Regions from separate parts of the Homo sapiens genome. Here regions 1, 2, 3, 4, 5 and 7 are each linked to region 6. The links are chromatin loops, found by intact Hi-C in ENCODE. Cell type or tissue: heart right ventricle. All regions are shown on one strand. Region 1 overlaps VLDLR (very low density lipoprotein receptor). Region 2 holds the start of LOC107987043 (a long non-coding RNA gene). Region 3 overlaps SMARCA2 (SWI/SNF related BAF chromatin remodeling complex subunit ATPase 2). Region 4 overlaps LOC105375957 (a long non-coding RNA gene). Region 5 overlaps VLDLR-AS1 (VLDLR antisense RNA 1). Region 6 overlaps KCNV2 (potassium voltage-gated channel modifier subfamily V member 2). Region 7 has its middle 300 kb from the start of VLDLR.

Evidence for each region. Peaks named below come from ENCODE experiments on the same cell type or tissue, not always from the same donor. Only the 100,000 strongest peaks of a DNase experiment are listed, where the experiment ranks them.
Region 1: it touches region 6 in a loop (2.9-fold over the local background); 15 of 110 quality-filtered maps call a loop at or near these places.
Region 2: a loop joins it to region 6, with 2.3 times the contacts of the local background. A loop is called at or near these places in 14 of 110 quality-filtered maps.
Region 3: it touches region 6 in a loop (13-fold over the local background); 46 of 110 quality-filtered maps call a loop at or near these places.
Region 4: a loop joins it to region 6, with 2.8 times the contacts of the local background. A loop is called at or near these places in 16 of 110 quality-filtered maps.
Region 5: it touches region 6 in a loop (4-fold over the local background); 5 of 110 quality-filtered maps call a loop at or near these places.
Region 7: it touches region 6 in a loop (2.4-fold over the local background); 15 of 110 quality-filtered maps call a loop at or near these places.

What each region holds. Positions count from the first base shown.
Region 1 is chr9:2,655,177-2,659,176 of GRCh38, reverse strand. VLDLR (very low density lipoprotein receptor) reads right to left here. Exons shown (of 19, transcript NM_003383.5): 19 at 1-4,000. The region is part of intron 2 of LOC105375957 (a long non-coding RNA gene); the gene reads left to right. Among named protein-coding and RNA genes, the nearest start is that of VLDLR-AS1, 35 kb to the right of the region's middle. In heart right ventricle, no CTCF peak of the experiment used is centred here; no DNase peak of the experiment used is centred here; H3K27ac peaks cover 2,082 bases.
Region 2 is chr9:2,239,990-2,243,989 of GRCh38, reverse strand. LOC107987043 (a long non-coding RNA gene) reads left to right here and starts at 1,371. Exons shown (of 5, transcript XR_007061395.1): 1 at 1,371-1,563. RefSeq lists enhancers at 1,989-2,863, 1,157-3,054. In heart right ventricle, a CTCF peak has its summit at 2,290; DNase peaks (open chromatin) are centred at 1,413, 1,949 and 2,371; H3K4me3 peaks cover 1,966 bases; H3K27ac peaks cover 1,726 bases.
Region 3 is chr9:2,130,211-2,134,210 of GRCh38, reverse strand. All of the region lies in intron 27 of SMARCA2 (SWI/SNF related BAF chromatin remodeling complex subunit ATPase 2), which reads right to left. Among named protein-coding and RNA genes, the nearest start is that of SMARCA2, 120 kb to the right of the region's middle. In heart right ventricle, a CTCF peak has its summit at 1,525; no DNase peak of the experiment used is centred here; H3K27ac peaks cover 761 bases.
Region 4 is chr9:2,661,986-2,665,985 of GRCh38, reverse strand. LOC105375957 (a long non-coding RNA gene) reads left to right here. Exons shown (of 3, transcript XR_929436.3): 2 at 911-1,017. Among named protein-coding and RNA genes, the nearest start is that of VLDLR-AS1, 42 kb to the right of the region's middle. In heart right ventricle, no CTCF peak of the experiment used is centred here; DNase peaks (open chromatin) are centred at 1,985 and 2,265; H3K4me3 peaks cover 776 bases; H3K27ac peaks cover 2,853 bases.
Region 5 is chr9:2,557,177-2,561,176 of GRCh38, reverse strand. All of the region lies in intron 1 of VLDLR-AS1 (VLDLR antisense RNA 1), which reads left to right. Among named protein-coding and RNA genes, the nearest start is that of VLDLR, 63 kb to the left of the region's middle. In heart right ventricle, no CTCF peak of the experiment used is centred here; DNase peaks (open chromatin) are centred at 881 and 1,526; H3K27ac peaks cover 2,773 bases.
Region 6 is chr9:2,725,801-2,729,800 of GRCh38, reverse strand. KCNV2 (potassium voltage-gated channel modifier subfamily V member 2) reads right to left here. Exons shown (of 2, transcript NM_133497.4): 2 at 1-355. The coding sequence ends at 74. Among named protein-coding and RNA genes, the nearest start is that of KCNV2, 10 kb to the right of the region's middle. RefSeq lists a silencer at 2,138-2,432. In heart right ventricle, CTCF peaks have their summits at 1,322 and 1,522 (motif pointing right); a DNase peak (open chromatin) is centred at 1,592; H3K27ac peaks cover 1,745 bases.
Region 7 is chr9:2,319,824-2,323,823 of GRCh38, reverse strand. No RefSeq gene overlaps it. Among named protein-coding and RNA genes, the nearest start is that of VLDLR, 300 kb to the left of the region's middle. In heart right ventricle, a CTCF peak has its summit at 1,889 (motif pointing left); no DNase peak of the experiment used is centred here.

The DNA.
Region 1 (4,000 bases), 71 kb after region 6:
TGGAGATACCTATTAGGGTTGCTGTGAAGAGCAAGTAAAAGACTTGGGAGCACTTACTTAGTACAAAAGTAAGCATATGGTAAGAATTTAAAGGAGATTTTAAGTGCTTTGGCAGCCATCTAAAGACTATGCAGGCTCCCAAATATTTGTTTCCATGTCCTAGGAGGTAGTCAAAAGAACTGAGGCAGAAACATTCCATTTATGTTTCTAGGGTTTAAACCATGCAGTCTTTTAAGCCTTCTTAAGTATGCAAGATGCTATCACTCCTTAAATATCAGACTTAGATCTCTTCAGACAGGTGTAGTGGAGAACACTTCGGTCACCATCTAACACATTACATTCATCATAGATAAAGGTACCTGTGACTTTCACCGGTAAAGTCACTTACCGGTGCCTGTGTGTGACAGTAAATACAGCCCTAGCATTGATGTGATATTCAGTAGTGACATCTGCCCTGCACATATTAGATGCCAGACACTGTGCTGAGCTTTTTGTGTGCATCTCACTTAAATCTTACCTTGTCACAGTGAGACAGTCCCCATCGTCTCTACTTTACAGAGGGAGTTAGTAACTTGCCCAAGGTACCACACACAAGACACGGAAGTCTATGCTGTTAACTACATTGCCTGCTGCTTCTAAACAGAACCACCTTGTCACCCATCTGACTTTTTCCTTGAGCGCAGTGAAGAAAAAAGCCATTTTTGATATGCCATGAGGTAACCTGCGGAGCACAAACTCCCCACCCGCAGCTGGTCTCACTCCTGTCTCAGTGTTTTTGCATTGAGATTTTTACAGTGAGATTTACAGGAGAACACTGGGTCATGGTCCTACTTTGTTCTTTTTCTCATTAGCCAGGCTCAAAAACGTGAAACGGACTCAGGAGACATGATAGAGAGATGGAACACCACTGTTATCAGTTTGTTAGTAGCTTATTTATCTATGGATCCCTAAGTTTCATATCTAGAGCCTCACTGGTAAAATGCATTCAGCTTTCCTGTGTGAAGGTAGATGTGAAAGGGATATGCAAAGATGGCTGATAATCCTTCACATGCAACTGTTTCGGCTAAAAATCCTCCAGGCTGGATTAGAGAGAAATAAGTTCGAAAAACGCCATTGTTCCCTCTTCAGATTCATTCCCTCCATATTTGGAAATAAGTACCTTTGAAGATTTTTGTACTTTTATATATTTCTGAACTCTCATAGTTTAGGCCCATGATATGGCTGAAGCATGGATGTACAATTTTTAGTTTTCCCAAGAAAAATCATACTTGTTAGGATATTTACTCGAGTAGTTTTTTAGTATTACAATTCTAGAAGAGAAGTCATTATAAGCCCCTTCTGGCCTTAGAGACTATATAATACCAAAAATACCTAAAAACCTTTTCTTTAAGAGAGTGAAATCGCTTGATGTGCCCTCCCACTCCGGTTAGATGCTTAACAGACGACAGCAGACAATGCACCTCAACCAGGGCTAAGTGTGCACACTTGGCCAGCAGCCGCCAACAGAACGGGCAGCAGCAGCAGTTAGCACTGACGCAACTATCGCTGCTATTGCCACTACCATCTCCCCACTAACAGGGCTTGCAGAATATGTAATACCCAGGGGATTATATATATGTGGTTTTTAGGCACCGCCTCATCACCCACAATAAGGGAAGCTTCTTTCTACTCTTTAGCTAGTTGCTGCTCCTACTTGTTAGGAGTTTGATGTATCAGACCCTTTTGAGAAATGTCTATGTCACAACTACGTTCAGGATAAAACAATTATGAAACTGAAGGGCTCAGATTTGGGGATCAAGATTAGCAGGTTGTATTCATAGTACTTCAACTTAAATTAGCAAAAGTATATCTGCTTTTTGCAAGTTTTTGCCACCATTGAAAGCAAACAGTATAGCTTTCATTTGGATTCAAAATAATAAATTGTTTTACTTGGGTAAGATTTCACTAGTAAGAATTCTAGGAAATTATTCCAGTTAGATTACGTAATAGAGATAAGTGACCCCTAGAATCTTTAGGTTTGGGGTAAAGATTGTTAAAAGGTAGACTTTAAGTTGGTCTACCATTTCTACAGTGTTCTTAACTGAAGAGTTAGTCTTTTAATACCCTGTAGTTTGCTATTTAAAGCTTGGCTTCTCATTTTTGAGAAGGGCTACTTGACTTCCACAGATACAAGGAACAGAAGCAAATGCCAAAGTGAAAGCCTCAATTTTTTTTTTTTTTTTTTTTTTTTTTTTGCCTTGTATTCATCAAGAACTAAAGAGGCAGCGATACCTAGGCTTTAAAACACCTACTAGAATGTTTTAAGGGAGCTAGTTGAACAACTGGGACTATTTTTTTGCCAAATAGATTAGCTTGCAAAGGGCACTTAAAAATTTGGACAGAGGAACTTGGCTGGATTTCTTTACCAGAGGCCACAAATCTGTTTATTCATCTATCATCAATCTTTGTGGCAATTCCTAAAATTTCTGGAGGGTCCACTTTCACTTTGTGTGACAGGCTCATCTAACTCCAAATATTCTCCTTTAGTGTATGATAAGCTTCATATTTTACCTCTTAATTATCTTCTACATTGAACTCTAGAGACAGAGCAAACTTATCCTAACACATTTCACATAGAATTCAAGTTATTTTTTGGGTGATAAAGCCGAGGCCTGTTATCATTCATGCACTATTATTGCAAGCTGTATTGACTAGTAGTTTAGTCATATAACTATTTTTTTCTTTTATTTTTATAAATTTTTTTTTTGTAGAGACAGGGTCTCACCATGTTGCTCAGGCTGGTCTCGAACTCCTGGCCTCAAGTGATCCTCCTGCCTTGGCCTTCCAAAGTGCTGGGATTATAGGCGTGAGCCACCATGCCTGGCCCACCAATATATCTATTCTTATTTCAATAGGAATATCTAGTTACTTTGTTTCTACAAATGAGTTTGTACCTCGTAGGTACAATGAGTTGTACCTTGGCTTCTTACTGGGGAGGACGTGGTAAAAAAAAATGAGACGTTTTAGACTCTTTGAGGGTTGGAAATTTTACCCAGAACATGAAAGAACATACTAGGGACAGGAATTCAAAAGATGATGATAGAGAATAATACTTTATTTGCCAAAACAAACTTTGGGCCTTATAATTAATTAATACTGTATAATCCTTATAATGGGGAAAGCAATAGTATCAAACTTCAAGCTTCTAAAGGGAATTTGGTATTACTCCAGTTAAAAAAAAAAAAATCCATGTTTTTTGTACCACAGCAGGGTCAGAGCAGCAGCCAAACTCTGAAATGGCTTTCAGAGTTCATGATGAATGCTAACCTACTTACCAAACAGGCACTTCAGCTACTCACTGTCAGCAGGCCACATCCTGTTCAGTGTGATGACTAAATGTAGAGTGAGGAAAAGGTGGAGAGCAGACAGTTCTATATTCATGACTACAGCCTTTTCCTTCTACATGCTTGACCTCCAAACCTCCCATGAAAAAAAAGTCCAAGGCTATCTTTTCTTTTTCATTCAGTTGACCAAAATCACAAGGGGGCATCCCTTAAGACAACAGAACCAACTTCCCCTTCATCTAGTAGGATTAATGTCCTTGCTTAAGCCACAAACAAGATGTTAACTGCCTTATATTTCATATGCAAGTGAAATATGAGTCATCCACTGATTCACGTAGCAACGCAAAACATCTTCTCTTCATCCTCTTGGTACTGTGTTGGTCGGTCATTTAATTCCAGAGGAATTGCTGTACCTTCCACAGCCAACTCTCCACCTCACTTGTGACACACAGCATGCACCCGGTGCTTCAAGTCTTTTGTCTTTCCTTGCTTCCAGACATCCTGAGACTTTAGAGAAAGAAAGTAATGGCCAACCTGATGGAAAATTCACTAAACTCCCTGTACAATTTTTTCTTTGTCTCAAACTCCTCATCTGCTCTTCATACTGTAAGTTCCAGAAATTGTCCATAGTAAGAATCTGCCCCATCCCAGCCAGGATAAAAATTTAGGTGATATTG
Region 2 (4,000 bases), 490 kb after region 6:
TGTGTTTACTGATTTGCTCAATACCACGAAATATCTAAAATCATTTCAGAATCCTTCTGTGTCCATGCTGTACAAAAACAAACCCAGTAAAAAGAGTTTAGTGTTTAAGTCCTTCCTGACTCCCACGCTACCTAAGTCTAATGGAATATGGTCTAATGGGTATTCATAAACTACTCAGATTTCTTTTTCCCCCTTTCAGTGTGGTTATTCATTTGAAATACAGTTGAGTTTATTTTTTTCAGTTTGGTTTTTAGTTTTTTCTCCCTTCCCATACTTTTTGGTTTAATCTTTTAAATAAATAGAACATTAATAAACTTCCAAAAATCAAAAATAATACAAAGAGCTATACCATAGAAGTGTTTCTCCCTCTCATATTCCTTCCACCCTGTTTCCCACCTTCTTGTTAGGTGACCTGCTTCATCTCACTTCATTCTTTACTGGTTTATTCCTCCTATATTTCTATTTTTTTGAAAGATATGCAGGTACATGTATTTCTCCCATTTTTCCTTTTCCTCACAAAGGTTAGCACAGTATACATCCACTCTTTTGCAGTTGGTCAGGAAGAAACGCTTTCCATGAGCTTTGGAGACTAGCAGCCTTCTCTGCAGTATCTTATGTTCATTTAGCAAACACCTGAGTCTCCACAGAGAGCCAAGGCTGATCAGTGAGTCCCAAGTCTACAGTGAGCTGGCTTCATAGTGTAGACCTTTCTCAGGAATGCTTCACGCCTAGCCCAGCCAAAGGACTGCGCCCTACATTGCATTCTTTTCTGTGCCTTGTTGACACCCTGCGGTTTCAGTGTGCAGACCCATGTCTGTCACTGCCTTAGATGACTGTTGTAGACCCTCACCTTTACGGAGTACAGACGTATTATCTAAATGTTCCTTGTTGTCTGGTTCTGCCCTCCCTCACAAAATCAATCCTCCAGGAACAAAGCTTCCTCCTATACTACGTCATGATGCTGAAATCCTTCCCCTCCCCTCCATCTCTCAACTTACCTCGACAGCTATCTCTTTCTCTCTCTCTCTCTCTCATGCTCATGCGCGCGCACACACACACATACACACACTCACACGTGTTTTCTTTAAAGGCTTAAATTTTCCATAACAGTGGGGGGTTCCCAAGGAAAAGGGGTGAAAGTTTTAAAAATAGGTGCTTGCTGGGTAATTTGCCATTAAACATCAGGGCACCATTCTAGTAGGGAGATGGCTCTTAAACCCTTCACTTCTGCTCGCCAGGGTCCTGCCCTCAGCACCTCAGGGAGGGCTGCCTCCCCGAGATCAGCAGCTGGGGAGGTGCGGGCGGGGGTCAGGGTGACAGCCAAGCTAAGTGGAGGTCCCAGGAGGCTGGACATGATAACCACAGTGACTGTGGTTGCTCCGCCCGGTCCTCTGGCGGCAGCCAGAGCCTTCCCAGGTTTTGCCTTCGCCCGGTCCTCGCCCTTCAAAGCTTGGTAAGGTCCAGCCGTCCACCTGTGGCTGTCCTACAACAAAACCACTTCCAGGAAAAGGAAAGGGGTACGTGACAGGCCGAAGAAGTCAGGCTACAAACCGGATGACAACCGTAAGGAAGAAAGAAAAGAGCAAGCCACGGGGGTTCTCAAAGGGTTAACACAGCCTGGCATACACAAAGGATGAGGATGAGGGCGAGGCAAAATGAGAAATCGGGTGCAAGAAGTAGGGGGAAAAAAACCTTCCACCCTTTCTTTTTGCATCCAGAGGTACATCTTCATTTCAGAGTAAACCCAGCCACAAATGAGGGTAGCTGGGAGCATGTCCCTTCTTAGGCAGCTGAGAGGATGAAAGAGCCTCCCAACGCCTTTGATGCAGGCTGCATATTCGAGCACATTTTGAAACGTGCATCTGTGCTGTGTTGGGCCTGGAACCCCGGCGGCTCGGGGCTGGCCTTGGGCGGGTGAGAAGGAAAACGTTGCCTGGCGTTACCTGCGTCTGGAATGGGTTCCCGGAGCAGCGCTAGGCAAAACCCGGAGTGGATCTTGGGAAGAAAAGCAGGCGCTGCTCCCGGGCTCAGCACCCGGTTTCTTAGGCGCCGAAAGGTCCACCGTTTGCACACACCAGGGGTGGAGGGCTCGCTAGCGGTGGGAACCTGGAAGGGGCCAAACATGCTGTTCAGAATAATTGAGGAGGTAGAATATTCTTCCTGCTTGGTAGTGTGAAATCACTTGTTTATGGCTTCCATTCAGTCTCCGGTTTGCAGATAATGCCCCTTTCTAAGCGGTGAAACTCATGAATGTTGATCTTGCAAATCAAGCTGACACTAGCAGCTTTTGTCCACCAGGGCGTACATCAAGGCCTGCCTTCTCCCCAGCACGTTTCCCCCCTCCTCGCCATGCGCATCCCAGGCTCCCGGATTCATGAAAGGCGCGCTCCGCCCCAAGGCGACCTGAGGGTCTCTAGCAACAATCCAGGGGCTTGTCTGCCAAGCGCTCGGGCCCCACTTGGAGCGTCCTGTTCAGAGCCTCAAAGAGAGGCCCTGAAGACAAATGGCCCCGACAGGAGGAGGTCACCCAGTGAAGGGCTGCGGGAGCTCTAGACCCTTGCCCGGAGGCCTAGGCGCTCGTTCTTAAACGCGCAAACCGAGCCAAGCCCGGACAAAACCCGGGCTCCGAGGAAGGAAGCAACGAAACAATCGCATTTATGTAAAGGGAGGATCGAGGAGAGAGAGAAGGCAAAGCCAGCCAGGATGCGAGGATCTGAAATAATGAGATCAGACGGGGGACGGCGGAGGTTAACTACACCCACAGAAGCCATCGATAAAAGAGGCTTTGCTGGAAGTCAAGCCGACCGCTGGTTTTTAGAGTGGCTAGGTGGTAACTCTGGATCCTGCTGTAATAAGATGCCTTTTAATTAATGCTAACGAGCTAATGTTTATTAACTGTTCAAAGCTCCAGAGGAATAGGTGCGAACTGCAGACCAAATATGTCTTTGGGTGTTGTGCGATGAATGTGACTGCTGAACGAATTAAGAATAGTCAGAGGCACCCTCATTCTTAGGGATCCAGGCTCATGAATAAAGATATTCATGCGGCCTGGTGCGGTGGCTCACACCTGTAATCCCAGCACTTTGGAAGGCAGAGGCGGGTGGATCACCTGAGGTCAGCAGTTCGAGACCAGCCTGGCCAACATGGCGAAACCCCATCTCTACTAAAAATACAAAAATTAGCGGGGCGTGGTGGCATGCACCTGTAGTCCCAGCTACCTGGGAGGCTGAGGCAGGAGAATGGTGTGAACCCGCGAGGTGGAGGTTGCAGTGAGCCGAGATCGCGCCACTGCACTCCAGTCTGGGTGACAGAGCAAGACTCTGTCTCAAAAAAAAAAAAAAAAAGATACTCATGCTTAATTTAAATTGTATTATGTGGCAGTCTCCAAACTGGTCTCTGTAGCAGAGGCCACTCATTGTGCTTCAGAAAGTTACTGTTTACCTGTGTGTGTTTCTGTTGAGAATCATTTCAAAGCTGAGGTTGAGCTGTGGGAAGGATATATTTCCACACACAAGTCTGTACTTTAAAAAATTATCTTGGTTGCTTGGTACAGGATGAGTTACCAAGAGGGTCAGGATTCCTGCCGGCCTGGCAATATTTCCTGCTTCCCACCACCCCACCCACTTCCCCAATTTACAAGCCCTGCCCCCTCCCCTAAAGAAGACCTGTGAATGACAGGCTAGTCCTCTGCCTCCTGGTCCCAGCAAACAGGAGCACTGATTCTTGGCCTTTCTTAATCGACCTTGCTGTGACTTTGACCACCATAAAGTTCACAAGAGAAGAGATCATAAAGGATGATCAAAGTCTAGTTTTCTGAACAGGAGAGATGATCAGAGTGACATTTGGGGTTGGCACACATTTCCCAGACAGAGGGAATATGGCGAGTTAAGGCACCGTGGGAAGAGTGTCATCCATATGTCATTGTTCACTCTTTTACATTAGTTATGTACTCCAGTCCTGGAATCCAAAGGTCAACAGAATGCAGCAAGTGAACTGCTGC
Region 3 (4,000 bases), 600 kb after region 6:
TGATTCCCAATTTTACCTTTCTCTTGTCACCCCGAGTCTTGTCATCAAGACACAAAAGAGAACGTATTTTCTTCTTTTTCTATTATCCATTAGGTCTTCTTCGAAATAATTGGAAACTTTTTCTTAATAGCTAATACGTATTTCTGAGTCCTTCTTATATGCCAGATTCTATGTTACACACCTTTAATTCTCAGAATACCCTATCAAGTAGGTTCTATGATTTTCCCTGAGAGGAAAGCAAAGCTATGAGAGGTGACACAAGGTCCCCAAGGTCACACAGCTAATTAGATGGAACCGGAATCTGAACCTCTTGGTTCATCAGATTTCAAGGCATGTACTCTTAATCACTATCCTAAATTCTCCATATAGAGAGCCATCAAAAGTCACAGTTATTTTTCTGATGCTCACCCGAACCCTGAGGCATAATGATGATGAGGCCACCCTGCCCTGTCTCTGCTTCCTAAACTGTACTCTTCCCCACCTCCACCTCTTAATGAATAATTACATTTCTTTATTAAGAAAATTAATGAAGATTTTCTTCATGTAGACTTTTTTTTTTTTTTTAAATCCTGACACTGACTGAAACATGTAGCCTTATTGATTAAAAAAACTAAACAAAACAAAAACTGGCCAGGCGCGGTGGCTCATTCCTGTAACCACAACACTTTGCAGGGCTGAGGCAGGAGGATCACTTAGGGGCAGGAGTTCAAGACCAGCCTAGGCAATTGAGTGACATCCTGTCTGTACAAAAAAATACAAAAATTAGCTGGGTGTGGCGGTGCGTACCCGTAGTCTCAGCTACTCAAAAGGCTGAGGCAGGAAGACTGCTTGAGCCGAGGAGTTTGAGGCTGCAGTAAGCCTGGGTGACAGAGTGAGACCCTGTCTCTTAAAAAAATAAAGTAAAAAAGCAGAAAACGTCAAAAACCAAATCTTGATTCAGATAGACATATTCCTAAAATATTATTTCTAAAATATAATACAAATTCCTAAAATATTATTTCTCTGATTTCTCTGTAATAGTTTGCTCCATTAAAAGATAATGTGAAATTATTGGGGCTCCTTAGTATCTGTAGGCCAAATTCAGTTTCCCATGGTTACTTTCGATGAGTGAGTTTGATTTCAGAGCTGAATCCTGATTTCAGAGGACATAACTCAAGACCAGAAATTCCAAGCATCAAAGTTTTAAAAATCAAAACAATTCCCTCTCACTCCTCAACCTTTATTATTTATTTTAGTATATTTCCGTCAGACCTCTGAGGACTATTCTATTAAATTTATTCTCCCGAATTATATAAAATGGGAAATGTTAAGTCCAATGGGCTGTTAAAGCAATCTAGTCACTGGATTTCAGAAAAAAATAAAAATTATACAAAGTTCTTAAAATTATTTTATTACTATCAAGTATTTTTCCAAACAATTCACAACTGTTACCACTCTTAATTAGTTCAGTACTTCCACCCTAAAGTATTGAAGGACTTGGAATTTGGCAAAACCCAAATCTATTTTCTAGGGCCTTAGCTCTCCCTTGTGTATAAAAACGGAAATGCAGCTTGCTAGAAAATTTTGCCCCAGTAAATCTGATGACCCAATTTTAAAAGTTAAAATGCCATTTGATAAAAGAAAAAAGGGTCCATGTTTACAAAGCTTCTCACATCTTACAGAAAAAGCAAGAAAAGATTTTAAATGACAAAACAAATGCAGCCAAATATTACAAACATGATGCACATTATGCTTTAGAAAAAGGATCCCCCCCCACAAAAAAATCTTGCCAGTGTAAAATAAAATATTTTAGGGGAAAAGTACATCTACGAGAATCACTAATGCTGTCAGGAGAAACAGAGCTGAGTGATTCAAGCCCCTGTCTGTGATTTCAGGCTGGATCATACTTAATGCAGCCCAGAGGAGGCATTAGCTTGCTTGCAAGATCTCTAGGCAGAGAAAAATCCACAGCCCACCTCTTTACACCTGTGAGGAAATATTTTATTTATCATTGTGTATTTCCATAGAATTTCAAATGTCTTGTTCTTTAACCTTTCTTCGTATTTTCCCCAGTTTTTTGTGACTAATTCACCATGGATTTGTCTGCCTTTTCCTGTGTAGAGTTTAGCAGTTTGGCTTCCTGTGATGAGAGGCCAACTCAGAGAGCTTATTGCAGCTTGGTATTACATAGCTTTTTAAAGACACTAAATTCTCTTGAGATGTATCACATTTTACCTTACTGATTAGCACCTAGTATTATAAATGTCATTTTTTTTTCCTTTTTTTTTTTTTTTGAGATGGAGTTTTGCTCTGTCGCCAGGCTGCAGTGCAGTGGTGTGATCTTGGCTCACTGCGGGCTCCACCTCCAGGTTCAAGTGATTCTCCTGCCTCAGCCTCCCGAGTAGCTGGGATTACAGGCACCCGCCACCACGCCCAGCTAATTTTTGCATTTTTAGTAGAGACGGGGTTTCGCCATGCTGGCCTCGACCTCCCAAAGTGCTGGGATTACAGGCGTGAGCCACCGCACCCGGCCTCATTTTGTTTTTTCTACTTTGTTAAACTTTGGGAAGAAGAAAACCCCAAAATTATTTTAGTAGTCAGCAGACATGATGATGGGAACCCCATTTAGGCACGTTCACCATGGGAAGCTCAGGCTGTCACCTGGTGACAGACTGGTCAAGGAAAAGGAGGGTGTTCTGTCTTTCTGCAAAGTTCCTCTTGAAATTCTATGGCTTCTAAAACTTGCTGTTATCTATCGCCCAATTTAAAGATCTAAAGAAATAAGTCTCATCACCATCATTTCCGTAGCGTTTACTGGGGCCCAACTGCACAGGACATCACAAAACAAAGCGGTGTCTTCCCTCATCGCCAGGAGCTTATTCAGTATACCAAAAGAAGTGTCTACACATTCAGACATAAGGACCCCATAGTAGATATATGATGCCGTAAGAAAGGTAACAAGAGACAACAGCAAATAGGAGAAACTTTTTAAAATTACAAGACATTGTGAGACAAAGGCATACTACTCTCCAGCTGGCTGGTAATTGCATATTATCCAGAGCACATAAGCTAGAATGCATTCCAATTATCTTCCAGTGCTGTGGGGCAAAAATCACTCACGTAGCAATTAAATAAATTCAGGGATATCACTAAATGTTTTAAGGAAAGGAAGGATTCTGAAGTTGGCAGAAAGAGCAAAGGAACAGGAAGAATAGTAAAACAGGCATTCCAGAAACCACCCTCCAGCCCGCTTTTTGGCTCTGCAATCACCCCAATTTTGCACAGCCCCTGGCTCAATAATGATGACTGCCTTACGGTGCTAGAAACAGCACAGCCAGTGTACACAGGGCTGACATTAAACCGGAAAACCGTGGCCCACTGGGCTTGTCAGAATTTAGGTAGATGGAATGCCTGCTCTTACATATAAAGAAGCAAATATATGTTTCCAAGAAATTATCAAGATGGGCCATTTCTTGTGCATGCGCAATTATACATATATATATGTGTGTGTATATATATATGTATGTATGTATGTATATGTATAATTGCGCATGCAAATATATATATATGTAATCTGTAATATAGCACTGTTATCACCTTGGGCACACACCATAGGAAAGTTACAAAACTGTAATGGATGGAATATTTGTTAACCATGTTAATATTCTCTTTCACACTTTCTAAAAGAACCATCCCTTGTTCGGGAGAGTTACTCATTGCCTTGAGCAGAATTAGGATAAAGTTGGTATGCAGAGACAAAAATGACAACATCTTTGACTTCCAAAATAGGGTAGTGAATTCCCTTCACCACCTTTACGATCAAGAGCCAAACCTAGCGGACTGGGATTCTCATCTATCGCCTTAACCACTCGGCCACGACAAGGCCGAGGACCGGGATTCTCAGAATGGCACAAGAAGCCACAGCACATGGTGCTATCACTCGGGAACAGGAAGTTGCCACGTAACAGGAAGGCAAGGAGGAGAGCCTTCTTCCATGGAGGAAACAGGAGTCAAGAGGAAG
Region 4 (4,000 bases), 64 kb after region 6:
TTAGTCTGTTTTCATGCTGCTGATAAATACATACTCAAGACTGGGAAGAAAAAGAGGTTTAATTGACTTACAGCTCCACATGGCTGGGGAGGCCTCACAATTATGCCGGGAGGCAAGAAGGAGCAAGTCACATCTTACACAGATGGTGGCAAGCAAAAAGAGATTGTGCATGGAAACTCCTGTTTTTAAAACTATCAGATCTCGTGAGACTTATTCACAATCGGGAGAACAGCATGGGAAAGACCCACCCTCGTGATTCAATTATCTTCCACCTGGTCCCTCCCACAACACATGGGAATTATGGGAGCTACAAGATGAGATTTGGGTAGAGAAACAGCCAAACCATATCAATGTTATTAGCTCTACATACGATCTGTAGGACTTCCTCATTAGGACAGCTATGGAGGGTCTCAAAAGGGCATTAACCAGCATGACAATTACTATGTTCCCTGATGGAAAGTGCAACGATTTTGCTGTTTCAAAATCTTAAGTCTACCTTCAAAGATGTAAGGGTTTTTTTTTTTTATAACAATATGTATGCAAAAATCAGCTTTGTGCTCCCTGAATATAAATCCACAATAGGACCTGTAACTTGTGTGCTGAGTAGGAAATCACCGGGATAGGCAAACAACCTCTTACGAAAACTTCTTTCAAGAGACAGTGGTTACTTGGAGGCCTAAATACTGGGATGCTTATTTACAAAATAATCTATGGTTTGCAATCATGGGATCAATTTAGTTTTACAATCCAGTATTTGAGCACTTAAAAAGCATTCAACTTTGTGCTACGTACTCAAGGCACAAAGATTGCAAAGACTAAATTCTTATATAAAAGAAGCTTGTGTTTCATTCAGTCAAGAAGTTATATACATATACATAATCTCAACCTGATGTTATACATGTTATTGTAGAATTATATGCTGGATATACAAGAGACTCATGACCCAAACTGGGACAACAGGAATGGCTTCCTGGAAGAAGAGACATCTGAGCCCAGACCTGGAAGAATAAGAGCCGGGTAAGTAAAGGCCAGAAGGGCACTTCAGGCAGAGGGAAGAGGAGGAGCAAAGGCACAGCCTTGTACAGGAAACAGCAGTAAAGGAGAAGGGGAGAGGGGAGTGGTTGCAAAGAGTTGGGCATTACTGAGTTGGGCTGGGGAACTGCAGGGCATAGCGGGGCTGAGCAGCAGGCTCCAGGGTCAGGCCATGGTGATCTTGAGCCTGAATCTAGGGACCTTGGCCTTCATTCTGTAGGCATCAAGAAGTCATCTTAGATAGGGAGTGACATGGTCATATTCACACTTTGGAAAGATGATTCCATAGTTCAAGATATTCCAAGATCCTACAAGCCATTGCTATACTTAGTTCTGTATCCTGACTAGCAAAATGCTGGGTGTATAGTATTTAAAAGCCACCTGATCCCATCTAACACATTTAATAGCTTGTGACATCATCTGGAGTCATTCTGCCCTTGAATATCCAGATAATACAGGGTTGAACTTCCATTCCACATCCTGCAGAAAGTCCAGTGTCCCAGCCAGAGTTCTAAGAGTCCCTGGGTTGCTTATGTTTTCTGACTCTAAGCTCTTCAGTGACTTAATTCGTTCAGTTAACAAATTGTTCTGAAAGTTCCTTCTCTGTTCTGTTGCCATATCAACCCAGGTCTAGGACTGGGCTCCTATCTATGATTTTCATCAAAAGCCACTCCCACAACGTGTTAGTGTGTGCCACAGACATTACTGAAGGATCAGGGAGGTGATAGGGCTTACAGTGCCAAAAATGTAAGCCATCCAAAATTGCATATTGGATATTCTTGTTTGTCACCTTGAGCTCCAAATTTCCACGGCACACCGTGTGCCTCTGCCCTCTTTTCCACCCTGCTGCTTCACAGCTACTTCCTCATCCCTGACTTGACTTTTCTCTCTGCAGAATACAGAGCAATGCAGCCATCTGTAGCCTACTTTCCAAACTTGGCTCAGGACCTCCTTTGGCAGATCCAGATTTTCCTTCCCTTGTAGCTATAGAGAAATTTCCCTTCCCAGGGGCATCCCTAGCCCTCCTACCAAGGCAAAAGAAGCTACAGTTGGTTTTGGTTTTAGATAATCTTTTTCCACCCCCATTTCGCTGGATTTCTGAGAGACTGGAAGTTGCATACAGACCGGCGTGCCACTTTTGGTGAACTAAAAATATTAAGTAGGCCCACTGAAATATTATCTGTCTCATAATAGAGACAGTTCACAGAGTACTGGGAACACATTGCCTGCTGCAGGGGAGGGAGAAGAGAGGGAGAATGGCACGTAGTCTCTGTTCTCAGCATAGTCCTCCCCGGAGGTTAGTGGATCCTGACATATGGGAGGTTGGCCTTGTTTTCTGAATGGAAATAGGCACTGGGGCTAATGTCTGGGAAGAGGCTGCTTTCTGTTTCATAAGCTGTTTGTTACTATTTGGCTTCTGTGACATGCATGGATGCATTTCAGAGACTCACCTTACTTCCTAACATACAAAGAATCCTTTCCTGAAAGTTTTGGCTTTAGGAGGCTTTGTTTTCCCAAACAGCATCCATTCCTGTTTTTTTTTGTTTTGTTTTTGTTTGTTTGTTTTTTTTATCTTAAAGAGTCACAAGTTATTGTTGAATTTACAGGCTTACTATGAGAGCAATTCTTACTCTGTGGGTGACTTAAGACATTGCTGAATGAGGTCTCCTTCCTGGTAATGTTAGGTGGCCACTTTCTGCTTCCTCAATGGGGCCTGTTGCCTCCTGTATCAGACAACTATCAGAGACTCAATGACCTTTGGGTTCCTTTTAACTCAGAAATACCAGGATTCTAAAATGTCTTAGGGAAAGTAGTTTTGATAGTTCTCCAATATTTTTAGAGACCAGACAGGTAACAGGGAAAATATAAAGCAGTTGGATAGATAGGATATGCTGGACCCTGCCTAAAGCCATCATATTTTTTAAAAATGATGCCATTCATACAAACATTCCTCCAGAGACCATTACTCAAGAGCTAGTATGGAACTCCATATTAAAATGATGCTGCCAAAATATGTCCCTTGGAAGGCCTTTACACTGAAGGTAGAAAAGAACTTCCTTTGAATGGTTGAAGCCTTTGAACTTTTCGGGGGCTGGAATTCGTGCTCTGGGCTCTTCTTTTCTTCTGAATCCTGAATTCTTTTGGTTAGAGAGGAGAGGCATGGCTTTTCTCCTGCGTTCCACGCAGCCTTGTTTTCTTCCAGCCTTCCTGGTGTTGAGCCTATCATCCCTGCCCAATCAGGGAGGCAGCCAAACAGATATCCCACAGGCAGAGGGCACAGCTGAGCTAGGAACTGGTGAGATTCTCCTGGATTAAGGGACCATCTACAGGCTGAATTCCCCGTACTCTGGGGAGATAGCCTGTGCACACACCCCCTGTGATGGACCGAATCTGGAGTAGAGCTTTCTTTCATCCCCACTGGCTTAGCTCACATCGTGTCCATCTACCAGGACCACTACCAGAGTCTTCTAATATATCTCCGTTTTCACCCTTGCCTCCCAGCCGCCCATTCCAGACAAAGCAGCCAGTGTGAGCCTTTTAAAACTGGATGTCATTCTATCGCCCCAAGCCCACTAAAAAAGTTCTGTCACTTAAAAAAAAACTGAGTCCCAACCACAGCTCTTGAAATTGACATCACTTGGTCCTCTTCCTTTCTCTCCTCCCACTCTGCCTCTGCCACCTCCTGCTACCAAGGCCACCTTGCTTCTTCTTAGAGGAATCAGGCATGCTCATGCCTCAGGATTCATTATTCATTATTCATGGCTTCAGTCTTTACTATGCCTCAGTGGGCTCATAACACATTTCCACCAGGTTGTCTGCTAAATCCTCTCTTTGGAGAGCTTCCCTGACCACTTTATCTAAAATAGCACATTCTGCTATTCTCTAGTCCCTTACTCTGTTTTGTTTATCTTTATAGATTTTATCACTGCCTAACATATAAATGTCTGTTCAGTGCCTAACTCCCAGC
Region 5 (4,000 bases), 170 kb after region 6:
TTGGTGAGATCATGTTTTCCTGGATGGTCTTGATGTTTATAGATGTTTGCTGGTGTCTGGGCATTGGAGAGTTAGGTATTTATTGTAGTCTTTGCAGTCTTGGCTTTTTTTATACCCATCCTTCTGGAGAAGGCTTTTCAGATATTCAAAGGGACTTGGGTATTGTTATCTATGTTTTTGGCCACCGCAGCCATGTCTGCATTGGGGGTGCACCACGCGTCCAGTAACGCTGTGGCTCTTGCAGCCTTGTAGAGGTACTGCCGTGGTGGTCTTCGATAGGATCCAGAAGAATTCTCTGGATTACCAGGCAGAGACTCTTACTCTCTTCTCTTACTTTCTCCCAAACAGAGTCTTTCTCTCTTTCTGTGCAGAGCTGCCTGGAGCTGGGGGAGGGGTGACACAATCATCCTTATGACGACCACTAGGACTGTACTGAGGCAGACCTGAAGCCAGCACAGCACTAGTCTCACCCAAGGCTCACTATAACCACTACATGGCTACTGCCTATGTTCACTCAAGACCTTAGGGCTCTACGATCAGCAGGTGGCAAAGCCAGCCAGGCTTTTGTTCTTCCCTTCAGGGTGATGAGTTCCCCTTGGTCCTAGGTAGGTCCAGAGGTGCCATTTGGGAGCAGGGCCTGGAATCAGAAACCTTAGGAATCTAGCTGGTGCTCTGTTCTACTGCAGCTAAGCTGTCACCCAAGCAACAAGAAAAAGTCCTTCCCACTTTTATCTACCCTTTCCACAAACAGAGGAGTCTGTCCCCATGGCCACCACTGCTCCAGACACATGGGAAGCACTGCCTGGCTACTGTCAATGTTTACTCAAGGCTCAGGAGCCCTTCAGTTGGCTTGTGGTGAATGCTGCCACTCCTGGGACTCTTCCTTCAGGGAAGGGGGCTTCCCTTTGGCCCAGAGCAGGTCAGAAATTCTGTCTAAGAGCCAAGGCCAAGGATGTCCCTTAGCCTCAGGGACCCTAAGATCCTGCTTGGTACCTTCTGTGGCCAAGCTGGTACCTAGGCTGCAAGACAAAGTCCCCTTTACTCTTTCTTCTGCTTTTCTCTATCAGAAGGAGGCTCTCCTTGTAGCCACCACAACTGGTCCATCTTAGAGTTAAACACTAGACCCATGGCAGGTACTGCCTGGCTACTGCTGCTGATTATTCAGGGCCCATGGGCTCTGTAGTCAGCAGGTGATGAATCCAATCAGGATTGTGTCCCTCCCCTCAACGCAACAGATTCCCTTCTGGCCCAGGATATGTCTAGAAATGTCATCTTAGAGCTAGGGCCTGGAATGGGTGCCTCAGGACTCTGGGCAGTGCCCTATTCTATTGTGGCTGAGCTGGTATCCAAGCTGTAAGACAAAGTCTTCTTTATTCTTCCCTCTCCTCCCCACAAACAGAAGGAAAGAGTCTCTTTCAGAGGCTGCAAGCTGCACTGTGCAGGGTTGAGGGAGAGATAGCACAGACACTTTCTTGGCTGCCCCAGATGGTATTGCACTTAGTCACATGCTTCCCAAGTCCACTGGCTCTGAGCCCAGCACAGCATTAGGATTTGCCTAGGAGTTGCTGTTCTTGTGGCCTAGACTGCATTTCACTGTTATTTAGGACCCCAGAACACTTTAGCCTGCGATGGTGAGGCTTGCTGGAACTTGAGTTTTGACCATTGAGATGGACAATTTTTTTCTAGCTAGGGGTGGTCTAAACGTTCCCTCTGTGGACGTCAGCTGAGTTCTTCCCAGTGTTGCTTCCCACTGTAACAGGGCAGCACTGAATTCCAATGTAAATTCCCTAAATTACTGTGCTCTCCCTCCTCCAACACACATATTCTCTTTTTGTGCTACACGGCTGCTGCCAGGGGGTGTGGGAGGGGTGGCATTGGCAGTTCAAGACTGTCTTTCCTATCCTCTTCAGTGCCTCTTTCAATGATATGAAGTTCAAGCCAGGTACTGTGATTGCTCACCTGATTTTGTTCTTATGAAGGTGCTTTTTTTGTGGAGATTGTTGTTAAATTTTGTGTTCCTTTAGAGGTCAATTGGTGGAGCCTTCTATTTGTAGATCTTGCTCTACCTCTCTAGACAATTTTTTAGTTAGGTTGTTTATTTTCTTATGGTTGAGTTTTAAGAGTTTTTTGTATATTTCAGATAATAGTTCTTTATCACATTTGTCTTTTCAAATATTTTCTCCCAGTCTGTGTCTTGCCATTTCATTTTCTTGACAATGTCCTTCATAGAGCAGCAAGTTATAGTTTTAATGAAGTCTAGCTTATTAATTATTTCCTTCACAGTTCACGCCTTTGGTGTTGTATCTAAAAACTCATCTAAAAAACCAATGTTGTCTAGATTTTCTCCTATGTTATCTTCTAAAGATTTTATAGTTTTACATTTAAGTTTATAACCTATTCACGTTAATTTTTCTGATGGGAGTAAGGTCTGTTTCTAGTTTTGTTTTGTATTGTTTTGTTTTGCATGTGGATGTCCAGTTGTTATAGCACAACTTATTGAAAGACTATCTTTTCTTCCTTGTAATAGCCTTTCTTCCTTTGTGGTCTATCTTCGTGAATTTTCCATGTGAGATTGGCGGGAGTGTACATTCTGCTGTACTGGATAAAGTATTCCATAGATGCCCATTATTTCCATTTAATTGATGGTATCGTTGAGTTCAGCTATACCCTTACTGATTTTCTGCCTGCTAGATCTGTTCATTCCTGATACAAGAGTGTTGAAGTCTTTAACTACAATAGTGGATGAATCTATTTCTCCTTACAGCTCTATCAGTTTTTGCCGCACATATTTTGACACTCTGTTGTTAGGTACATACATATAAGGATTATTATGTTTTTTTGGTGAATTTACTCCTTTATCATTATGTAATACATTTTTTATCCCTAATAATTTTCTTTGCTCTAAAGTCTGCTCTGTCTGAAATTGATATAGTGAATCTCACTTTCTTTTGATTAGTGTAAGCATGTTATATCTTTCTTCATCCATTTACTTTTAATTTACATGCATCTTTATATTTAAAGTGAGTTTTTTCCAAGATGAAATATTTGAAATACCAGATAAAGAAATCAAAAGGTTGATTGTTAAGTTACTCAAGAAAATGCAAGAGAAAGGTAAAAACCAACATAAAGAAATTTAAAAAACAATTCAGGATGTGAATGAAAAAATTTTCTAAAGAGATAGATATTTTAAAGAAATACCAATCAAAATTTCTGGAAATGAAAGACACCTTTAAAGAATTACAAAATGCAGTGGAAAGTGTTAACAGCAGACTAGACCAAGTAGAAGAGAGAATTTCAGAGCTTGAAGACAAGGCTTTTGAATTAAACCAATCAGACAAAAATAAACAAAAAAAAGAAATGAACAAAGTTTCCAAAAAATATGGAATTATGTAAAATGGCCAAACCTAAGAATAATTAGCGTTCATGAAGGGAAAGAAAAAGCAAAAATTTGGAAAACCTATCTGAGGGAACAATTGAAGAAAACTTTCCTTGTTTTGCTAGAGATTTATACATCCAAATACAAGAAGCTCAAAGAACTTCTGAGAGATTCATTGCAAAAAGATAACACCAAGGTGTATAGTCATCAGGCGATCTAAAGTCAACACAAAGGAAATAATTTTATTTTTAAACTTTTAAGTTCTGGATACATGTGCAGGATGTACAGGTCTATTACATAGGTAACCATGTGTCATGGTTGGTTGTTGAACAGATTATTTCATCACCAGGTATTGAACCTAGTATCCATTAGTTATTTTTCCTGATCCCCTCTTTCCTCCATTCCCACGTCTGATAGGCCCCAGTGTATGTTGTTTCCCTCTATGTGTCCCTGTGTTCTCATTGCGCAGCTCCCACTTATAAGTGACAACATGCGATATTTGGTTTTCTGTTCCTCTGTTAGTTTGCTAAGGAATAATGCCTCCAGCTCCATCCATGTCCCCTGCAAAGGACATGATCTCATTCTTTTTTATGGCTGCATAGTATTCCATGAGGTATATGTACC
Region 6 (4,000 bases):
TCATAATGATTAAAAAAAGAGCAATGAAGCCTTGAAGTTCATGGAATCTACCAGCCACATGTCCTATAAAATACTAATTCTCTTGTCTTGGGGTGAGCTGTGGGTTGCTTCCAAGCAAACACTCAGCTATCTTCTTTCTGGCTCTCTGCATGAAGTTCACCTCTCCCCTCTCCCTGCGTATGGTGGTATACTCATAAGCCTTCAGCTTGCTGTAGTAATCAGAAAACTTGTTGTAGAGGATGGAAATGGGCATCCCGTTGAGAATGATCCCAAAAGCAATGCAGAGGAAGGCAAAAAACCTGCCCAGGTGGGTCTCTGGGTACATGTCTCCGTAGCCCACGGTGGAGATGCTCACCTGTAGAGGAAGGAAAGCAGGATGGAATTGTTAGCACTAAGATCGGGGAGGAGAAGAAAGGGAGAGGAGCAAGCAGGGAAGCGTCCTCCCTGTGGGTACACATGGGAAGTGTAATGGCTTCCCACGGAGCCTGCTTTAGGAGGTACCAGGAAGACTCCCTCTAGGACCTGTGTCATGAAAAGAACAGAAGCTATGGATGGAGCTGAAAGACTTTGGCTGAAATCCTGACTACGACTCATGCATGTTTGAATGTAAGATATGGGAGGAGGAGGTAATACCTACTTGAAATGGTTGCTGTAAAGAGCATTTAAAATAGTATGTTAAGTACCTGATGTAGAACGTGCTCAGTAAATGATCTTTGCCTCCCTAACTCAGCTGGCACCAGATTCAGGAAAGCAGGTCCCTGGGTTTGCCTGTACACTGTATGTATTGGAAAAATCTTGGGCTTAGAACAGTCAGACCTGGGTTCAAGTCCTGACTCTGAACCTTTCCAGTTGAGTGACCTGGGGCAAAACCTTCAGACTCTCTCTCTCTCTTTTTCTTTTTTTCTTTTTTTTTTTTTTTATTTAAAACAGGAGAAAACCATCTAACTCTTAGGATTCTTGTGAAGGCTAAATAAGAAAATGAATATAAAGCACTGAACACAGTACCAGGCATACAAAAGGCATGAAACTCCTCCATTGTCTTCCTCTCATCTTTAAAATGAAGACAGTTATAACACTTTTCAAAGTTGTTACGTAGTTCAAATGAGAGACTTTATGTGAAGGTGCTTTAATTGCAGATGTCTGGAGAAACACTCTCATTATTTTGTAAAGGGACTTTTGTAAGACATCACTCACCAAAAATATGTTCACCCCTGCATGAAATACTTCCCATTACTCTTGTCATACTGATTTAAATCCCACTAATTGGAGACTTATTTAGGTTAACAAGCTTCTGTTTTAAAATGCAGATACCATGGGACTAGTTATCAGTTACCAGAGAAAACCCTGTGAAAATTCCTTGGGGACTGTTTTTTATGCCTCATGTACTCCCTCTGATCCCCAGAGTATTGGCTAAATTACTAGAAGCCTTTTAAGCAGAGCTGTTGGTCACAGTTGTAAACATTTTTGCGTTGCACTACTCCAGGGGGGCACTCTTTGCTTTGTGTATTTGGGTAGTTGTTGCCATAATTTTCCAGCAGACGGCAGTAAAGCATATGGTCATCTTGTTGATCCGTGCTGAGGTGGCCGTTAGCTTAGCAGTGTAAATATTTTTGTTTTGATGATGTAAGGGTTAGTTTGAACCTGGAATAGTGCAGTTGACTGATTAGAATGAAATGGAGAAGTGAGCCAGCTGCACAAAACTGAGGGCACTGATGAGAACCACAGCTCCATCCAGCCCACGAAAAAAGGAAGGGTATGCCTCCTTTTTGAGGCTGATGATGCACCTCCTGTCACTCACTGCCCTGTCTCTTGTGAGAGGTCATGCAGCCTTTTTCTGCAGAGTCAAAATACAAGCAGGCATCCAAGAGAGGTAATGTGGTGTAGATAAGCTGAAGGAAACGGACTACAGTAGACTTGTGGGTCTGAATCCACTTCCCAGCTGAATAAGTTGGGCAGATCACCTAAATTCTCTTGGCCTCAGTTTCTACTTTTGAAATGTGTGGTATCTACCTCACAGAGTTGTTATAGGAATTGAAGGAGTGCCTGGCACAGGGTGTGTAAGCAATAATATTATTATATATATATCATGTATGCAATCCCAGGGTCCCCCATGCTGAAGCTGGCCTCCACTGAGAAGAGGCAAAGACCAACATTTATTGAGTGCATTCTACACCAGCAACTCTATATACGTTATGCTTATCAGACCCTCAGGCTGTGGAAACAAGCTCCTCCCTGACTCTGCCCTCTGGCTCCAGTAGAGAATATCCTTCTCCCAACTTCTGGACCAAGGGGTGATGTGAGGCAGTGATAAAGTGAGATTGTGGGTTAATCTCAAAGTCCTCTTGGTTGCATGAGTGGGTGTGTCTTTTTTTTATTTAAGTTCTAGGGTACATGTGCACAACGTGCAGGTTAGTTACATATGTATACATGTGCCATGTTGGTGTGCTGCACCCAGTAACTTGTCATTTAACGTTAGGTATATCTCCAAATGCTACCCCTCCCCCCTCCCCCACCCCACAACAGGCCCTGGTGTGTGATGTTCCCCTTCCTGTGTCCGGGTGTGTGTTTCTTGTCATTGACCACACCAAAAGTCAAAGAACCCCAGGCTGATCTCTCTCCAGTTGTGTGAGCTGAACAATAGCTTTCATTTGTCACTAACACCATGACTCACACCTCTGGATGAAAGTTTAGTCAACCTTCCCTGGAGGAGGCCTAAAGGGAGTTTGGATTTAGGAGTGAGTGACAGGAAGGGGTAGTTTAGAACAGCGGTCCCCAACCTCTTTGGCACCAGGGACCGGTTTTGTGGACGACCATTTTTCCCATGGACGGGGTTGGGGGAGGGGATGGTTTCGGGATGAAACTGCTCCATCTCAGGTTGTCAGGTATTAGTTAGATTCTCATAAGGAGCAAGCAACCTAGATCCCTCCCATGCGCAGTTAACAATAGGGTTCCCACTCCTATGAGAATCTAACGCTGTGGTTGATCTGACAGGAGGCAGAACTTAGGCGGTAATGATTGATGGCCCTCCACTCATCTCCTGCTGTGTGGCCGGGTTCCTAACAGGCCACAGACAAGTACCACTCCACAGCCCGGGATTGGGGACCCCTGGTTTAGAACATGAGACATCCACGGAAGTCCAATGCAGAGGCCTTGGAGGAAACAAGTCACTTAAGGGTTCAGGATGGCGGGGATGGGAGAGAGTAGGAAGACACTGAGGAAGAAAATAATTAAGATAAACTGCTTATTTTCAACTTTTGATCATTCTGCACACTGGCTTTGCTTCACCCTTAAGCCAAACTTCTTTTTTTTTTGGCTGAACTTTGAGTGAAAAGTCAAAAGCAAAGAGAATTGGCTTAAAGAAGAATAAATATCTGATGTGTATAATATGATCCAAATATTTTTGTATATCTTCAATCTCTATTTTTAGAGAACAGATCTCTTCTGCTAGGAGGCTATGTGTGACTGGTCCCCAATAATTTGTTGAAAATGTACAGTTAATTTATATGTTGTCTATTTCGTGAATAATTTGACTCAACAAGTGATCTGTTTCTTGTTCCTTGGCTCCAGGAGGAACTCAGGATTCCTTGGCTTTGGGGAACTTTTTTTCCACATTCCATAGGCCAAGCCATTTCTCCCTAGATGGGAATTAAAAGCTGAAGGCCCCAGACTGACCCAAGTGACCTCACAGAATGAGTTGTCACATTAGCAGGAGTTGGGTTTGGAAATGTGACCAAAATTTCCGCAATCCATCTTAATATACTGAAGAAAACTGGCTAGCTCAGCAACTCTGCAAACTGGAAGCTTAACCATTCTGCTGTAAACGTACATACTTTCCTTAGCCTTGGGTCCCAAAGCCAGAATGTGACCTTCCCCTGGCAGTTTACTCACTAAACAACAAATCCTGGCCTGCCATATATTATGAGGATAAGCATCAAATTTTTCTCCAAAACTTGAGAATACTTGGATTTCTCATTTAACAAGACAAGTTTGTTTCCCTCAT
Region 7 (4,000 bases), 410 kb after region 6:
TTGCAAAAATTTAAAAGTTTGAGGACCTGGCACTTTTATACAGTATCAAACTCTTTTAACATAGAATTATACATGTAAGAAAATGGAGGGTTACTAACAACTAATCAGATTAGTATAAATATAGATATAGTATTAGATATAGATTGGTAAACCTGTTATTATTTTAAATATTTCAATTTTAAATTGACCCCTCAATTCTACTCTAGGATTCCATTCTACAGAGATGCTCACCCATATGTGCAAATATTTATGTAATAGGTGTTGATTGTACTATAATTTGCATACAGCAATAAATTTGGAAAATTCATATCAATAAAGGAGAATTTAAATAAATGTTAGTTCACTCATAAGATGGAATACTTTGCCAACCTTCAAAAAAGCAAGATAGACATGGAAAGACCGCCACAGCACATTATTAGTAAAGAAAGTAGTTATTTTCAGCGCTTTGGGAGGCCAAGGTAGAAGGATCACTTGAAACCAGGATTTTGAGACCAATCTGGGTAACATAGTGAGACCCCACCTCAACAAAATAATTAAAATTTAGCTGGATATGGTGGTGCATTCCTGTAGTCCTAGCTCCTCAGGGGTCTGAGGCAGGAGGATCACTTGAACCCAGGATTTCAAGGCTGCAATGAGCCAGGATCAGGACACTGCAGGGCAGCCCAGGCAACAGAGCAAAACACTATCTCTAAAACAAAAAAGATAAGTAGTTACAGTGCCATTCATGTTTTTGAAAGTCATGTAGCATATGTACCTATAAGTGTGTGTAAATGCGTGGAACAAAATTAGAGAAAGACACGGCGCTATTAGATTGAATTACGTGATATTGCAATGTTTGACAGTTTTTGACCTAAAAAATGGCAATGTCATATGGTTCAAGATATTATTAAAATAATTAAATGGCATACAATACAGAAGGTATATTTAAGAGAAGAAACACACTTTATAGTATTCTTTAAGTCTTTATAGGGGTTATGCATTTATGTATCATGGAATAAAATGTTTAATGTCTTAAAAGTAAAACTCCAGATTTGACATATTTGTTATGAGTAATAATTGCTTACCTTGTGATATATGTCTGCGTGATTAATATGTGTGCACCTAATGTGGTATGTATATGTGTATGTGTATAATTCAGAAATAATCCTATTATGGTCATTACTGCAAAACTTACAATGTACCAGGCACTGTGCCACTTTACAAACATTATACCACTTAATCTTCACAAAAATATGAGAAAATATTATATGCATTTTTCAGATAAGAAAATAACCACTGACACCAATAACTGTCTACATCCCATCTGAGAGAGATTAACATGCCCACCATCACAGGACTAGCATGCAATAGGATGAAGATTTGAATCTGAGCAGTCTAATCCAAGAGCACCGATCGTAATCACCATGCAACCAAGGCCTTAGACCATGTACCTCCTCCCTGTATTGTGGCCCCTGTTTGAAACCACAGCTCCAGTGTGGCAACCATTTAGACCACCAATGGCTGTTGTGCCACTGAGATGATCAGTACTTCTAGGCTTGCCACCAACAATACCCTTTTTCACGTTGTTTTCAGTTTTGTATCCCACATTTTGAAAGATTCTTATCCTGATCAACATGTAATAAGTCATAAATAAATTCCATTTATTCTATTATTATTTACCCATGTTTTCATCTGCATCCTAGAAAACACAATTGGAATATTTAACTAGATAACACAATTGGAATATTTAGACATGTTTTTAAATGAAAGGACCATTTACAGAAATATAGAGGAGTTTAAAAGAGTGGGTCTCAACTTTGCCCCTCAAGGGACATTTGGCAATATCTGTAGACATTTTTTATTGTCACAACTGGGGTGGTTGCTATTGACATCTAGTGGGCATAGACTGGGAATGTTGCTAAACATTCTGCAATGCCCAGAACAGCCTGCACCAACAAAGAATTATTTGGCCCAAAATATCAGTAGTGTTGAGGTTGAGAAATCCTGCTTTAAGGTACCAGACAAGAGATGGTAAGGTGCTCAGGACCTAGCAACAGGAGGAAGCCATTACCACCCCTAGGTCTGAGGAGGAGGAAATGAAGCAGTGTTGCAAACACCCAAGTGAGATCCAGGTGAGGGAAAAGGGAACTGCCTAACAGAAGTTATGGTCAAAGAGGGAAGTAGGCATTCCCAGAACAGCACAAAGAGGGTGAGGAAGTAGAAAAAATACCACATTTTTTTCTCCTTCCACCTTCTAATCTTCTGTTGGTGATTCAGGGTGCCCAGGTGTTGCAGTTGTTAAGGTTGGCCTTTCAGAGCAAGAGTAGGGCAAAGAAGGGAGAGGATTGAAACTCAGGGATCAGGGAATGAGAGAAAAGAGAGAAAACCAGTATAATGCAATTAATAATTTCAATGTTCAATAAGGATTCATAATTAAAAAATGTTATGAATTGAATGTGTCCCCCCAAAATTCATATGTTGATGTGTGTGATGAGGGGGTTTTGGGGATGTGGGGACTTTTAATGCAATTAGGTTTAGATGAGGTCATAAGGATGGAACCCCCATCATGGGATTAGTGTCTTTATAAGAGGAAGAGACTAGCGTTTTCTTTTTCTCCCTCACTCTGTTAATCTCTCTGTGTTCCTCTACCTCTCATATCCCTCCCTCTTCTACCCCTTCTCATTCTCCCTCTACTCCTCTCCCTCTTTCTTTCTCTCTTCTCCCTCCAGTTCCTCTCTCCCTCCTCCCTTCCTCATCTCCCCCTCTCTCTCCCCCACACTTTCTACCTCTCATGTGAGGATACAACAAAAAGACAGCTGGCGTGCAAAGGGCCCTCACAAGGAAACAAATTGGCTGGCACCCTGATCTTGAACTTCCCAGCCTCCAGAACTGAGAAATAAATTTCTGTTGTTTAATCTGCCCAGTCTAGGCTATTTTGTTATAGCAGCCAAAACAACTGAGACACCAAGAAAGTGGTGATACATTGTGAAATCAGGTAAACCCTGGCTGGACTGTGGGGTTAGTATGCAATAAGTCAAGTAAGCAAACCAACTCTGGGCAGTCACTGTTACCCTTTCCTTTATTTGGGGTGTTGTCCAAGTTTGACCTGTCCTGGAAGCATGCTGTCAGGTATCGTCACTCCCTGATCCTGGCTCCAATAACCCTGTCAAGACTACTAATCATTCATGTTTCAAAAATCCAGTCATCAACAGCCAATCAGAGTGTCCAATGTAGATATTAATGGCTATAATTCCCACCAAAAACGTAAAAAAATTGTTGGGTCAGAGAGCCAATAACTCATTATGGCTCCTTTAGAACTTTAAAAAATATCAAAAAAATAATTCATCCGAGCCTCCATCAACTCCAGGCTGGAAGCCCCTGAAACGGCACGAGCATGTACTCATTCCAAAGGTCACAGAACTTTCTGTTAGGTGCCACGTCAGACTGAAAGTGCACCCTCGGTTGTTGGGATGAGACTGTCTTCCTCTAGCTGTTAAGAGGTTGGAGTCATTCATAATACCAAATTTATGTGTTACATGTTGAATATTTAGAATGGCTTTGACCTATAGATCTTAAGCTTCTTTAAATAGAAATAGTTCTGACTAATAGATCTCTTTAGCATTTTAGTGAGTATCACAGGGGTTCAACAGAAGCTGAGAGCTGAGCAGGCTGAGGTAATATGAGAAGACTTCATAAAGAAAGTGGCCTTTGACTGCATCCTGATTGATGTTTAGAATGTTTGAGAGACAGGCAAAGTGATTTTCCCATGAGAGAGAAGTCATGGGATAGTTCTGGAAGAGCTTCTGTGTATAGGATACTTGACCTGGCATTCACTTACCATGAGAGGCAATGTAGGCTAGTGGTTAAGAGCACAGCCTCTGGAAATGTCTCAGTCTCAAAGCATAGCTCTACCACTCCTTAGATGTTTGTACCTCAATCATCTTACCTGTCTCATTGGGGTAGTAACTTACCTCATGGGTTCACAGTGAATGCAGTAATACATATAAGTACTTAGTAAGTA